2 separate regions of the Homo sapiens genome follow, and region 1 is linked to region 2. A link is a contact called in ENCODE Hi-C or POLR2A ChIA-PET data. All regions are on one chromosome and are shown on one strand. The core of a region is the stretch at or near the end of the contact, and the rest is flanking DNA. Distances in the headings are between cores, read along the strand shown. Region 1 overlaps LINC00607 (long intergenic non-protein coding RNA 607). Region 2 has its middle 100 kb from the start of FN1.

Evidence for each region. A loop is a pair of places that touch in the nucleus more often than their neighbours do. ChIA-PET counts read pairs that join two places held with the same protein, here RNA polymerase II (POLR2A). Pooled maps may share reads with other maps.
Region 1: a map of chondrocyte shows a loop between it and region 2 (2.1-fold over the local background). The contact joins two enhancer-like sites. A Hi-C loop is called at or near these places in 2 of 168 maps with a recorded cell type or tissue (A673 and chondrocyte) and 1 of 50 pooled maps. POLR2A ChIA-PET finds 5 or more read pairs at or near these places in 2 of 52 experiments (AG04449 and AG04450).

Annotation. Positions count from the first base shown.
Region 1 is chr2:215,766,396-215,773,430 of GRCh38, forward strand. All of the region lies in intron 1 of LINC00607 (long intergenic non-protein coding RNA 607), which reads right to left. Among named protein-coding and RNA genes, the nearest start is that of LINC01614, 52 kb to the left of the region's middle. RefSeq lists an enhancer at 5,651-5,945. Within about 2 kb of position 5,761, at least 5 of the 41 ENCODE cell types and tissues checked have a DNase peak (open chromatin) inside an H3K27ac peak, as active enhancers do; they include A673, where a contact is called at or near this core.
Region 2 is chr2:215,533,558-215,540,459 of GRCh38, forward strand. No RefSeq gene overlaps it. Among named protein-coding and RNA genes, the nearest start is that of FN1, 100 kb to the left of the region's middle. Within about 2 kb of position 4,299, at least 2 of the 41 ENCODE cell types and tissues checked have a DNase peak (open chromatin) inside an H3K27ac peak, as active enhancers do; they include A673, where a contact is called at or near this core.

The DNA of each region.
Region 1 (7,035 bases), core at 4,511-7,010, 230 kb after region 2:
TAATGCAGGACTGGGGAGAAGCTCAGCAAAAGGCAAAAATAAAGAAGGGAAAGTCAGCAAGAAATAAATTTCACTGGTCAACTCAGCAGTAACGCTGTCTGCAACAAGTCTTCAGCTCAGTTCTCACTTTTGGGACAAGTACTCGTTCATCCATCTGGAGCCAACACACCAATTATAATTCCAGATCTGCTCTAATAAACCAAGAGATCTTGAGCAGATCACTCTAGCAAGTGCTGAGGAGAGTATCCGGCACACAGTGGATACTTGATAAATATTGGCTAAATTTACATCTACCTTTTTGTTTCCAGGATTTCTCATTTGCAAAGTTGTCTAATTAATGGAGTAAATAACATTTCCACATTTGCAATGCATACCATTACATCATGCTTCATGGTTCAAGAATTATTTTCATATGCATTCTCTCATGAACTCTTCACAATAACTGTTAGTCAGACATGGAACAGGTGTTATTATTCTCATGTTACACACAAGGTAAGTATGGCTCAGGCACATTAACTAGACAATCACACAGCTAGTAAGTTATATAGCTCTTTAAATCTCATAGATTGTTAGATATCCTATAAGAAAATGTATCTAAAATTGCCTGGTACATAGTAAGTAGCCCATAAAAAGTAGTTCTATGGGGAGCCAGTAGAGCACAATAATTAAATCACAGGCTTTGAATTTTGTATCCAGACTCCATCACTTATTGTGATGGGTTGATTTTGTGTGTTACCTCAATTGGATCAGAGTGCCTCTCTGCCTGTCTTTGAGCTGGGACATAGGTGTTCTCCTGTCTTTGGACTCAGACTCGAGCTGGAACTATACCACTGGCTCTTTTGAGTCATCAGTTTTCCAGCTGGAGATCATGAACTTCTCAGGTCCCTCGTCACATGAGCCAATTCTTTATTTTATATACATGCACAAAAAAGAACCAATGGAGGAGATATCTATAGATATCTCTGTTTTTCTGGAAAACTCAGACTAATACAGATTTGGTACCAAAAAGTGGGGTGCCACTGTAACAAATACCTAAAAATGTGGAAATGATTTTTTAATTAAGTAACGGGTAGAGGAGGCTGGAAGAGTTTTGAGATACAAACTAGAAAAAGCCAAGACTGCTATGAAGGGACTGTTAAAGGCAATTCTGGTGATGGCACAAGAAAAAAAAAAGATGAAAGCTATAGAGAAAGCTTCCATCTTGGAGAATATATAAGAAATCATGAATAGAATGTTAATAGAAATATAGAAGGTAAAGGCCATTCTTGTGAGGTCTCAGACAGAAATAAGGAACAAATTATTGGACAATGCATAAAAGAATATCCTTGTAATAAAGTGGCAGTGAATTTGGCTGAATTGTTTTTTAGTGTTTTATGGAAAGCAAAACTTGCCAATGATGAAATTGGACATTTAGCTGAGGAGATTGCTAAGCAAAGTGTTGAAAGAGCAGCTTTCTTCCAACTGCTTATAGTAAAATGTGAGAAGAGCAAGATAAATTGAAGATGGAATTGCAAGCAAAAAGGAACCAGAACTTCTCAGCCTATCTATATTGCAAAAAATAAGAACGCTTGCTCTGAAAAGAACACTAAGGATCTGGCCAAGCAACCATTCATTAAGGAGATTAAGCTGGGTGTGAACCATGAACCTAATCAGTCACTCCAGCAGAAACACTGCCAGTTTGAACTGAAAGGGACCAAGATGAGATGAAATGAAGGAAGGTTGTTGGAATTCTTGGATCCTAAAGGACTGGACCTTTATGATCTATAGAGCAATTTGGCTGTGAACATACACTACTCTTCAAGACAAAGGTAGAATGACCCTGAAGGCAATCCCAGAGCTCATCTCTGGATGTGGCAATTCAGATCCACGTCCCAATGCCTCACTCCTAGAGACCAATACAGCAACCACTGTCTTTCCACTCTGTCCTGAGAGCCAGTCCCCGTAGCCTCTTCCTTATCTCCTTGAATGCAGACCCCTCATGGAATCCTAATGTGGGTTTTCACCCCCTGGAAATATGCCCAAGAGCGCTTTACCTCTTCCACCTTTTTATCAGCAGGGAGACTTTCTATCACATATAAGCATAGCATCTCAGCAATACCTCCCACCTCACCTCTCTTTCTCTCTCTTTTGCTCTCTCTCTCTCTCTGTCTTTCTCTCTCTTGCTCTCTCTCTGCCATATGAGGACACAGCAAGAAGGCAGCTGTCTGCAAGGCAGGAAGAGAGCCCTCACAGAACTTGATCATGCTGCCTTCATGTTCTCAGACTTCCAGCCTCCAGAACTGTGACAAAATAAATTTATGTTGTTTAAGGACCTAGTCTCTGGTATTTTGTTATGACAGCCTAAGCTGACTAAGACACTTATCGAACTGTGTGCAACTAGAAAAGGTACTAAACCTTCTCAGGCTCAGTTTCCTCATCTGTACAACAGGAACAAGAATATCTACCTCATACCATTATTGGGAAAACTAAATGAGAGCAAGCGTAAAAAGCACATAACTCGAACTCTCTACCACACCTTTCTACTTCCCTAAATGATGTATGTGAAAATAAAACAAGATAGTTTATATAATAGTAGACTGAGATAACAACTGGAAATACTTTGAAAAAGAAAAATTACAAAACAAAGGGGCAGGATGAGGATTAGGAGCATAACTAATTGAGAGTATAAGTCATTACTTAATTGTACTAACTTACTAATTATCTATGTTATACTAAACCCACAGTGTCACAAATATAGGCCACTTCAAGTAAAAATAATACAATTTAGGAACAACTGCATTGGATGTGAGGGAGGAGAAAAGAGAGCTGAAGACACACACACACACACACACACACACACACACACAGAATATGTTGATTCCTAAAATGCCTTAGTCTTAGAAATATTTCAAAGCAATTAAAACACTTATATTAGGAAATATAGCAGGAGACAAAGACAATATGAAAGAAATTAAAAATACAAGGTAATTAAAGAAGGGAGCAATTTGAGAGGAGCGGGGGTTAGGGGGGTGGGGAAATGTTGACAAGAAATTAAGATGTTAAAGGAACAAAGTTCAGAATAGCTAATACTGAAAGGTCAAAAGCATGGAATTGTGTCTGCCACCTCCTCTTATTTTCCTGGTCACTATTGTTTATTAAAAGTAACCTCTCCTTAGCCACAGAGTCCCGTGGGGCATCTTCTACCTCAAGATTCTCTTTAGTAAAAGGCTCTTCTCACTCTCTTTTCCCAATAAAAGCTCAGATTTGTCCCATAAATTTCTGTCCGAGAGAGCTTGCACAGTCTCAGCCTCCTTGTCAAGCTTTGCAGTAGCAGTGGATGATTTTTATGAACTCTCCCTAGTTTGGGGCAAGATGACTTTGAGGGTCTTGACCATTTTTAAGAACTTACAATTCTCCTGGTAGTATTATGCTTATGTTTCTCCAAGGCCCTGACAACACATTCATCTTACTTTAATAATGATCCCATCATTTGTTGCTACCTTTAGGAGATCTTTCAAGAATGCAAGACAGGCAGATTTATTCTATTAGAATATCAGTAAAGTCAATCCTTTTATATAATAAATCCTGACAATCATGTAGAAAATGGCATTGATATATGTTTACATTGTGTTTGCATATGCATTTCTAAGAAAAAAGGCCTCTAAAAAACAAATATGAAAAGTAAGACAGAATTAATTAGTGAGTGCTTCCTGACCCAAAAGTGTGCAATATAAGGTAGATCTTTGGGGTACAACACATATTCCACAATGGATACTGCCTGAGTGGGGAGCCAGTGCCACGACCTCAGGCACTGTTAAAGGGGTCCCTGCCACAGCACCCCAAGGAAGGAAGGAAGTAGCCTTAAGAGTTGCAGACATCCAAATTTCTTTCTTTTCTTTTTTTTTTTTTTTTTGAGACGGAATCTTGCTCTGCTGTGTGACCCAGGCTGGAGTGCAGTGGTGTGCAGTGGTGTGATCTCGGCTCACTGCAAATCCCACCTCCTGGGTTCAAGCAATTCTCCTGCCTCAGCCTCCTGAGTAGCTGGGATTACAGGTGTGCACCACCACACCTGGCTAATTTTTGTATTTTTAGTAGAAACGAGGTTTCACCATGTTGTTCAGGCTGGTCTCGAACTCGTAACCTCGTGGTCTGCCCACCTCGGGCTCCCAAAGTGCTGGGATTACAGGCATGGAGCCACTGCGCCACAGACATCCAAATTTCTATGCCTGTACTATGTGAATCTGTCCACTTGTCCACAACTGACTAGGCCAGAATGGCTCCTCACCAAGACCAGTCAAGCTCTAAAAAGTGAGCTGAAGACAGAAATGAGCATTCACAACAAGTCTGAGTCACGTTAATGATCAGCCCTAGAAGAATCACCCATGAGCCACTGCTGCTGGTGGACCATAGACAACTGTCCTTTGAGGTTCCTGATTACCATGTGACGTGGCTGTTCCATGGCTTCCAGTCCACCCATGAAACCTGCTTGTTTTATTTCTCCTGTGCACAAGAGGCCTCGCCACAGGGCCAAGATTTCTTATCTCCACTTGTATCCTCTAACCACCTAGCCTAATCCTCACAGAAAGAATATAGTTAGCACACGAACTCTCTCTAACCATTTCTGTTCATAGGATATTTTCATCAGAAAAGCTTCCTTGACTATTTCAACACTCAAGTATCTTTTCAGCAGCAGGTACCTCTGCCACTTCCATAAGTGTTTACCTTGGATTGCTGTGTATTGACAGTCAGCTACTTAATCTGTCTATGTCTTGTCTCCCAAATCAATGATGAGTTTTTAGAGGAGAAAGAACTCTGTGTCTGACATAAAGTTGACCAGCCATCTTTAAGAGAGTTTAGGCTGAAAATTGCAGCTCATCGGCCCTTTTTTCCATGGATGAACAATAGCCTCTTCCTCCTGAGATAAAAGTGACCCAAGCCTGGTACTGTTTCTTTTTTATTCACTTATCTTTCTCAGAAAACCTACATTCACAAACCACTTGTACAAAGTGTTCAACATATTTAGAAGTCAGAAAGCTTTCTCGGCCACTTGAGAGTGTATTGAACCAGGCCTGTTACTCATGCTTCTTATCTTACTTATCTTATTATCTGCTCTCTCTACAGATCTACATCATCATGTGGGTCTTAATAAAAATAATCAAGAGTTACTATATTTGAGAATATTGGCCCAACCAATTCTCTGCCCTGGTGCTCTGTACAACCCCAAGGGCTCTGTGAAATCTTTCAAGGTTTCCCAGGAAAGTAGAAGAAATGAAAAGAGCAGAGTGGGTGAGACTCTAAGCCACAACACTCCCCTTTAACATTTTGATCTGTTTTCCATATTGGGCACAATAAGATTTATTCTACAGCCCTAAACAAAAATGAAAACTTGCCTGTACAGTGAGACTTGAGGAATCTAACTTAGCCCCCTGACCAAAAGCAGTCTTTCTACCTTTAGATTTTTCCTCTTTTGAAGTGAGGTTTTGTGCCTAGGGTTTTAAAAAGCCAGTACACTGGTATCAGTCTTGGATGCTCCATTATATAGCATTGCCTGTTAGAACTTGCATATAACACTCTGTTAAACTTGCTGCACAAATGAGACATATCCAAAAGGAAAGTTCCAATGGTTGGCCTGGGAGAAGAACTAGATAAAGACCCTGGAAGTTCTATCTTAAGAAATTCTTACCAGCATTTCCCAGGGGGGCAGGCAGGAAACAGCCTAAGGATTAAACCAACATGGGAGGGAGGTGGGTGCAGGGAGAGGGGGATTTATACAATTGTCCCTTGCATGGGAAACAGAGGCCAATAAAAGCAAACCTCACAATGACTCTGCAGGAATCCAGGACTTCCCAGCACTCAAAATTCACAAGCTTGCTGAGTATATCTTATCTTGACTTTTACAAGGAAAACAGTTAACCATTATAAGTTAACTATTTGTTCAGATCGCTCACTCCTCCATTCCACAACCAGTACATGTCAGGTTCTTTCCAATAATAATATTCTTCCTTGAGGAACATTCAGCAGAAATAGACCAATCAAAACTGGTAACACTAGGTTTATTTAAATATATATATAAGCTGCAGAAAAGTACAGACCAGAAATGGGGCTGTATCTTCTTTTTAGAAACCGCTCTCACATTCAGCAAGATATCTGTTTACAGGCAATACTAAAACCTGATTAAGGCTTAACAAAAACTAAGTCCACATGAAAGGAAATGTGGATATATGTGGATCGATGCTTTGTTAGGTTGATTTTTTTGTAAGATTGTGTATATATATATAAGCTATGAATTGGATTTAGAGGTACGACAATTTGTCACAAACCTATAAAATATTTTTCTACCCAACGTCACCCAATTTCTTACTTCTGGCAGACCAGGCATTTGATTAGAGTCTTCACTCTCCTTGGAGGCGTGCTGTGGAAAGGACACAGCACCTCTAATCATGCTTACCTCCTGCTATAGCCACTAGCATTATCCAAGAACACACTGACCTTTTGCGGTGCTACATTCCTTGGCAATTATCCTCACTCTTCTCTTAGTTTAATATTTTTACTTTCTTTTCTATCCTCAGACCCCCACCTCCATCTCCATCTTCCACTCAGTGAAAATAATTCTACTTGCATCTTTTTCCCATAAGGATCTATGTTTTTCTTATATTTTCATTCTCCTAATGTTTAGCAGGTCAAATGCAGTTGGTTTCATTAACAAATAAAAGCCACATGTCAAAATGGTTTAACAGTGTTAAATCCTGACCTGAGTTTAGCTTTGGCTCTGTGAACTTACCCTCAATGCCAAATGTCACATTTGATGTAGAAGCAACTGCTGTGCTGTTTAGATGTTCCTGACACCATTTGAATCCATTACTTCATTGAGATATTTTGCTCAACATCTTTTCCTTCTATGGATGAATTAATTGTGCCCAACACTGACCATCCTCACTCCAGAGCCCAGGCTAGCTATGACAACCCAGTCAACAACTCAAGGCTAGTCCTCCTCCCTCCCGATTTATACTTGGAGAGTCAGGCAATCTGCACCAGCAGGATAATAAAGATTCATTA
Region 2 (6,902 bases), core at 3,049-5,548:
CTGCTCAGGATCTTTGGAACTTTGAACTTGAGGGAGATGATTTAGGGTACCTGGTGGAAGAAATTTCTAAGCAGAAAATCATTCAAGAAATGACCTGGCTGCTTCTAAAAGCCTATGCTCATTTGCATAAGCAAAGAGAATATTTTAAAGAGAAGCAGAGCATAAATGTTTTAAAAATCTGTAGCCTGACTATGTGGCAGAAAAGAAAAAAATATTTTCTGGGGAGAAATTCAAGCTGGTTGCAGAAATTTGCATAAGTAAAGAGGAGCTGAATGTTAATAGCCAAGACAATGGGGAAAAAACCCTCCAGGGCACTTCAGAGACCTTCACCGCAGCCCCTCCCATCACAAGCCTGGAGGCCTAGGAGGGAAAAATGGTTTTGTGAGCCAGGGCCAGGGCCCTGCTACTTTATGCAGCCTCAGGACATGGCACCCTGCATCCCAGCCACTCCAGCTCCAGCCATGGCTAAAAGGGGTGAAGGTACAACTTGGGCCATTCCTTCAGTGCATGCAAGCCCCAAGCCTTGGTGGCTTCCATGTGGTGTTGAGCTCGCAGGTGCACAGAAGGCAAGAGTTGAGGTTTGCGAGCCTCTGCCTACACTTAAGAGGATGTATAGAAACACTTGGATGTTCAGGCAGAAGTCTGATGCAGGGGCAGAGCGCTCATGGAGAACCTCTACTAGCGCAATGCAGAGGGGAAATGTGGGTTTGAAGCCCCCACACAGAGTTCTAACTGAGGCACTGTCTAGTGTAGCTATGAGAAGAGGGCTACCATCCTTCAGACCCCAGAATGGTAGATCCACCAACAGTTTGCACTGTGCACCTGGAAAAGCTGCAGGCACTCAACATCAGCCTGTGAAAGCAGCCTTGGGGGCTGTACCCTGCAGAGCCACAGGGGCAGAGCTGCCCAAGGCCCTGGAAGTCCACTCCTTGCTTGCATCAGTGTGGCTTGGATGTGAGACATAGAGTCAAAGGAGATGATTTTGGATCTTTAAGGATTAATAACTTCCCTGCTGGGTTTCGGACTGGCATGGTGCCTGTAGCCTCTTTGTTTTGGCCAATTTCTCCCTTGTGGAATGGGAGCATTTACCCACTGTTTTTACCCCCATTGTATCTTGGAAATAACTAACTTGTTTTTAGTTTTACAGACTCATAGGCAGAAGGGACTTACCTTGTTTCAGATGAGATTTTGGACTTGGACTTTTTGGAATAAGTTAAGACTTTGGGGGACTATTGGAAAGGCATGACTGGTTTTGAAATGTGAGGAGGACATGAGATTTGGGAGAGGCCAAGGGCTGAATGATATGGTTTGGCTCTGTATTTCCTCTCAAATCTCATGTTGAATTGTAATCCCAGGTGTTGGGGGAGGAATCTGATGGGAGGTGATTGGCTCATGAGGGTAGATTTCCCCCTTGCTGTTCTTGTGATAGTGAGTGAGTTCTCATGAGATCTGGTTGTTTTAAAGTGTGCAGCGCTTCCCCTTTGCTCTGTCTCTTCCTCCTGCCCTGCATGTGAAGAAGGTGCTTGCTTCCCCTTCACTCTTCCACCATGATTGTAAGTTTCCTGAGGCTTCTCCAACTATGCTTCCTGTGCAGCCTGCAGAACTATGAGTCAAGTAAACCTCTTTTCTTTATAAATTACTCAGTCTCAGGTAGTTCTTTATAGCAGTGTGAGAACAAACATTATCCAAAATAGCTAAAAGATGGAAGCAACCGAAGTGTCCATAGACTAGACGAAAGGATATGCAAAATGTGTGTAAAATAAGCCAGTCATCAAAAAGAAAAATACTGTGTGTTTCCACTTATATGAGGTACCTAGAGGAGACAAAGATTACAGAGATAGGAAGTAGAATGTGGTTGCCAGGGACTACATGGAGAGAGGAATGAAGAGTTATTGCAGTTTTACAAGATGAAAAGAATCCTGGAGATGGATGGTGATGATGATTGCACAACAATATGAATGTACTTAATGCTACAGAACTGTACACTTAAAAATGGTTAAGATAGTAAATGTTATATGTATTTCACGAAGATTTAAAATTTTAAATTAGAAAAAATGAGGGATTTTATACTCTTTTTAAGCAACATTTTTGTTCAGTTTCTGTTAATGTTAATAGTAGTTGTTATTTTTCATTTGACCTGACTTATCCAGTAGATGCATTCGATAGTTGCTTTGCATTATGTGACATTTCAGTAATAAATCTCTAGAGGAAAATATTTCATTTTCATGATGTTTACTTATGATGGGGTGATGATAAAATTATCATAGCTGCTCCTAGAATCTGTTAACAATGTTTCATTGATAAGTGTGGGCAAACTAGACCTGGAGTCCTCTAATTAGCTATGATGACTAGTTAACAAGCAGACAAGGTCAGGCAAATAAACATTTATGTCCACATGCTTGCATGAGGAAGTGGCTGAAGGGTGGAGTGTGTATTTTGGTCAAAAGAATGTTTAGTGATGTTTTCTTTTCCATGTTGGTTATAATTCAGCCGTCTCAGAAATCTAAATATATTCAAGTTCAGAAGCATTGTTGGCTTTGAAAACACTGATTATTTTTGTTCATATATCTAATAAACATTACATGGCCCTTCTTGTCTATAGAAAAAAATCTAACTTTGCCAAAAAAGGGCCCTAACTGGAATGATTTATATGCACTCAATATCAGGAATAAAAGCTTTATTAGTTTTAGTTGGTAAAATAATTTTGTGTTGTGGGAATCATTTTTCAAAATGCTTTATTTTCTAAACACATTACCCAAAAATACTGGGGATGGGTTATTGAAATTTCAATAATTATCATCGTATTTCTCTATTTTGGCTAAATAGAAACAAAGGCAATACATAAAAACCTATAGTGGAGCTTGAGAATTTAAAACCTATTCCTACAGTTCATGATGCTTTAATTGTAGGTACAGTGCTAAAAACACCTCTGCCACTTCACCAAAAATTTGCTCTCGAGTCCTATAGAATGTCTTTACGTGAATTGATGCACACCCCTCAGTTGATAATTCCCTCAATGACTACCTGAAATCGCTGATTTTCAGATAGTCACGTAATGCACAGACATCTCCACATTCCACAGAACAATTAGAAGAATCCTCAGGGGACATAGCTGAAGGGGAAAAAATAATTCTTCCTTTTAGATGACACATATGAAAGCATTGCCAATCCTAGTGTCATTATGCTTTGAGAGGAAAAAACAGACACAGACTGCTTTGTTGTTTTAAAAAGTTATAAATAGATGTTTATAAATTCAAACAATTAGAAATCGAAAGTAGAAAGTGCAAGTCCTCTTTGATCAATCCCATGCTCTAAAAGTAATCACTTTAAGAGTTTGGCAAGGGCTGGAAGCAGTGGCTCAGGTCTGTAATTCCAGCACTTTGGGAGGCCGAGGTGGGCAGATCACCTGAGGTTGGGAGTTTGAGACCGGCCTGACCAACATGGAGAAACCCCGTCTCTACTAAAAATACAAAATTAGCCGGGCATGGTGGCGCATGCCTGTAATGCCAGCTACTCGGGAGGCTGAGGCAGGAAAATAGCTTGAACCCGGGAGGCAGAGGTTGTGGTGAGCCAAGATCGCACCACTGCACTCCAGCGTGGGCAACAAGGCAAAACTCCATCTCAAAAGAAAAAAAAAAAAAGAGAGTTTGGCATGTATATTTTTCTAAATATTTTGTTTGGCTTCTGAAAAAAAGTATATGTATTTATATAGTTTTTACAAAAATAGAATTAAAAACTCATACTTTTCTGTAACTTACTCTTTACTTACTTTTTATCATTTAATAATGATACAAAGAAACCTGCACAGATCTGCATCATTCATTTTCATATATGCACGATAATTCATTTTAATGAATGTCCTACAATGTGTATAACTCATTCCTTCTTGATGGATATTGAATAACATGCTGGTTATTGTCTGCTTGCCTGCTTCACAGCTTATTCTCTGCTTTAATCTATAGTTCTTTATGCTCTAGGATGCTGAACCTTGGCCTCTGGTCGGGTTTAGCCAATAGAAAGCATGGCGGATTTGGGGTTGGGGGAAAGAGGTCATGATATTTCTTCCATTTCCTTCCTCACTGAGCTGCATTTTCTGGAAGTGACGGAGCTGTTCTAAATATAATTCCTTCACCATGCCTCCATTCTGGTTCTGTTAACATAGTTCCTTTCTTTGCCTAGAGGTGGTGATGGCTTCCAGCTGTTGCTAATCTGCATGACTTACTGTCTCTTACAAAGTCCTATAACCAGTAAATGTTTAGGATTTGGCAATTTCTGTGGGTATAAATACTTTTGCAGTTTCTGATTTCAGGATACCAACTTGAGGTCACCAAATGTAACGATGGGAAGAATTGTGCACCAGAACACCACCACCTTATCCATGTTAGCATCTCATAAATTAGTCACTTTATTAACTTGAACTGAGTTGTTTCCTGTCAGAATTCTGATTGCCATAAATGATTTCCTTTTCCCCTTCCTTCCTTCCTTCCTTCCTTCCTTCCTTCCTTCCTTCCTTCCTTCTACCTTCCTTCCTTCCCTCCCTCCCTCCTCTGTCTGTCTTTCTTTCCTATTACAAGTAATAGTAAAGCAGCAAGGACTTTCTTATGAAAAAGTATTACTAGAGGTTAAATTCTGAGAACTGGGCGAAAGGTATGTCAATTCAATATTTTCATAAATATCACCTAATTGCTTTATAAAAAGTTGTATCAATTTACAGGTCCTCAAAAAGTTCCAAAAATGCATCTTTCTGCATAACCTCATCAACAACAGATATTTTTAACTTTTTAAAATTATTGTTAATAGATTAGTAAAAATGATACTTTATTTGTATTTACTTGTACAATATTATTGTTGTGGCTGAAAATCATTGTATAATTTTGCATTAAATAAATTTTTGCTGTGCATATGTGAATTGGGGGATACAATAGTCAGGTGTCTGAATTCTCTTGGAAATTTAATGAAGGGCCAGTGGCTGCTCCGCTGTCAGGAGTAAAGGAGAGATGGTCATTAGTTTGTTTAGGAAATGGCTGTATGAGTGTTTCCCATTGCTGTGGTCTGAATTGGTGTTCCCCCCAAATTAATATGTCGAAGCCCTAATTCCTAGTGTAGCTGGAGACAGGGTCTGTAGGATGCAAGGTTAAATGAAGTCATAAGAGTGGGCCCTTAATTCAACAGGACTGTGGTCTTGTAAAGAAGAGAAATCTCTCTTTCTCTCTCTCTCTGTCATGCTGTCATGTGAGGACCCAGAGAGAAAGCAATCATCCAGCAAGGAAGACAAGTCCTCACTAGAACCCAACTGTGCTGACACCTGAAGAAGGAAGTGACAATTCAGGGATAGGAAGCTCCCAGTAATGAGCGCTCTTGAAAGAATCCATGAAAGTACCCAAAGAAGAGTCAGTTGCAAACATCTTTTATGTCTAGAAAAGCACAAAGATATCTTACGATGGTTGTGGTCCATGTTTTCATCTACAGATGGAGAACTTCACTCACCGAATATATTTTGGTGGGACAGTGGAAGACAAAATTAGCACTTTAATTCCATGGCATAGGTCTAAAATGCTCAAATGAGTGACTCCCAAATGGAACTCCCTAGCCCAGAGTTTCTTGTGAATTCCTCACCCACCATTTTGAAGCCTAGGCTTCCTACCTCTCTTCTCACTGTTTAAGATGTTTCAAAATGCAAACATTTAACATCAGAATTAACTTTCCCTATTCCCCTTCAACCAAGCTCCCATCAAAGTTGAAGAAAGAGAACTCTTTTCATGCTGTTGCTTATTTCATAAACTTGGGAGCCAGAGTCATCTTTGTGCTTTCTTCTCACTTACCTCCTCTCCACCCCCAAATAAGTTCTATGAATAAATATACTTCACACCACCCACTTCTCTTTATCATCCCTGAGTCCCAGCCACCTTTATCTTCTGTCTGGTCTATTGCATTAACATATTTACTGGTCTCCTGCGTCGTCTTTGGCTCCTTCAAGTTTATTCTCTTACATAGTGGCCCGAGTGATCACAAAATAACAATCTGGTCATGCCTCCTCCTTAAAGCCCTTCATTGTTTCTAAATTGGTCTTGAGATAAAGATCCAAATCCTGAACCTCATCTGTGAAGCCCTTAATATCTGACACTTGCCAACATTGCCAGCACCACTTTCCCATTTTCCCATCACTTACCACCCAATGGCCTTCAGTTAAAACTTAATTTCTTTCCTGATCCCCCAAATCAAACTACATTCCTCTTCTATGCACTCTACTAGTATTTTATTTCCCCTCTTTTTTTTTTTTCTTTTTTTTTTTGAGACGGAGTCTCCCTCTGTCGCCCAGGCTGGAGTGCAGTGGTGAGATCTCGGCTCACTGCAAGCTCCGCCTCCCGGGTTCACGCCATTCTCCTGCCTCAGCCTCCCGAGTAGCTGGGACTACAGGTGCCCGCCACCATGCCTGGCTAATTTTTTGTATTTTTTAGTAGAGACGGGGCATTTCCCCTACTTTTATAACCATTTTGTAATTGTAATTAAATAGATATTTATGTAATTATTTGTTTATTTAATATTAAGTACATATTTATGTAATTATTTCTTTAATGTTTAATGTTAGTCTCTGTCACTACACTATAAGCTCCATGAAGGCAGGGATGATACTTATCTGTTTTCCACTGTATCTCCAACACCCATTTGAGTACCTGGCACATAGAAGGGACTCAGTAAATATTTGTCACATAATTGACAAAGAAAAATCTGATACTAAAGTCATATCAGAGGAGGTTCAGGGAGTATATTCCTAAGCCATGGGCATAAAGGTACTCAACTTCTGTGCCTCATGTGTTTCCTGAAAGAGCCAATTTAACGTTGAGCCTATATGTCTATCCTAAGAGTTAGGACTCAGATATTAATAGGGTATCCAAATAGAG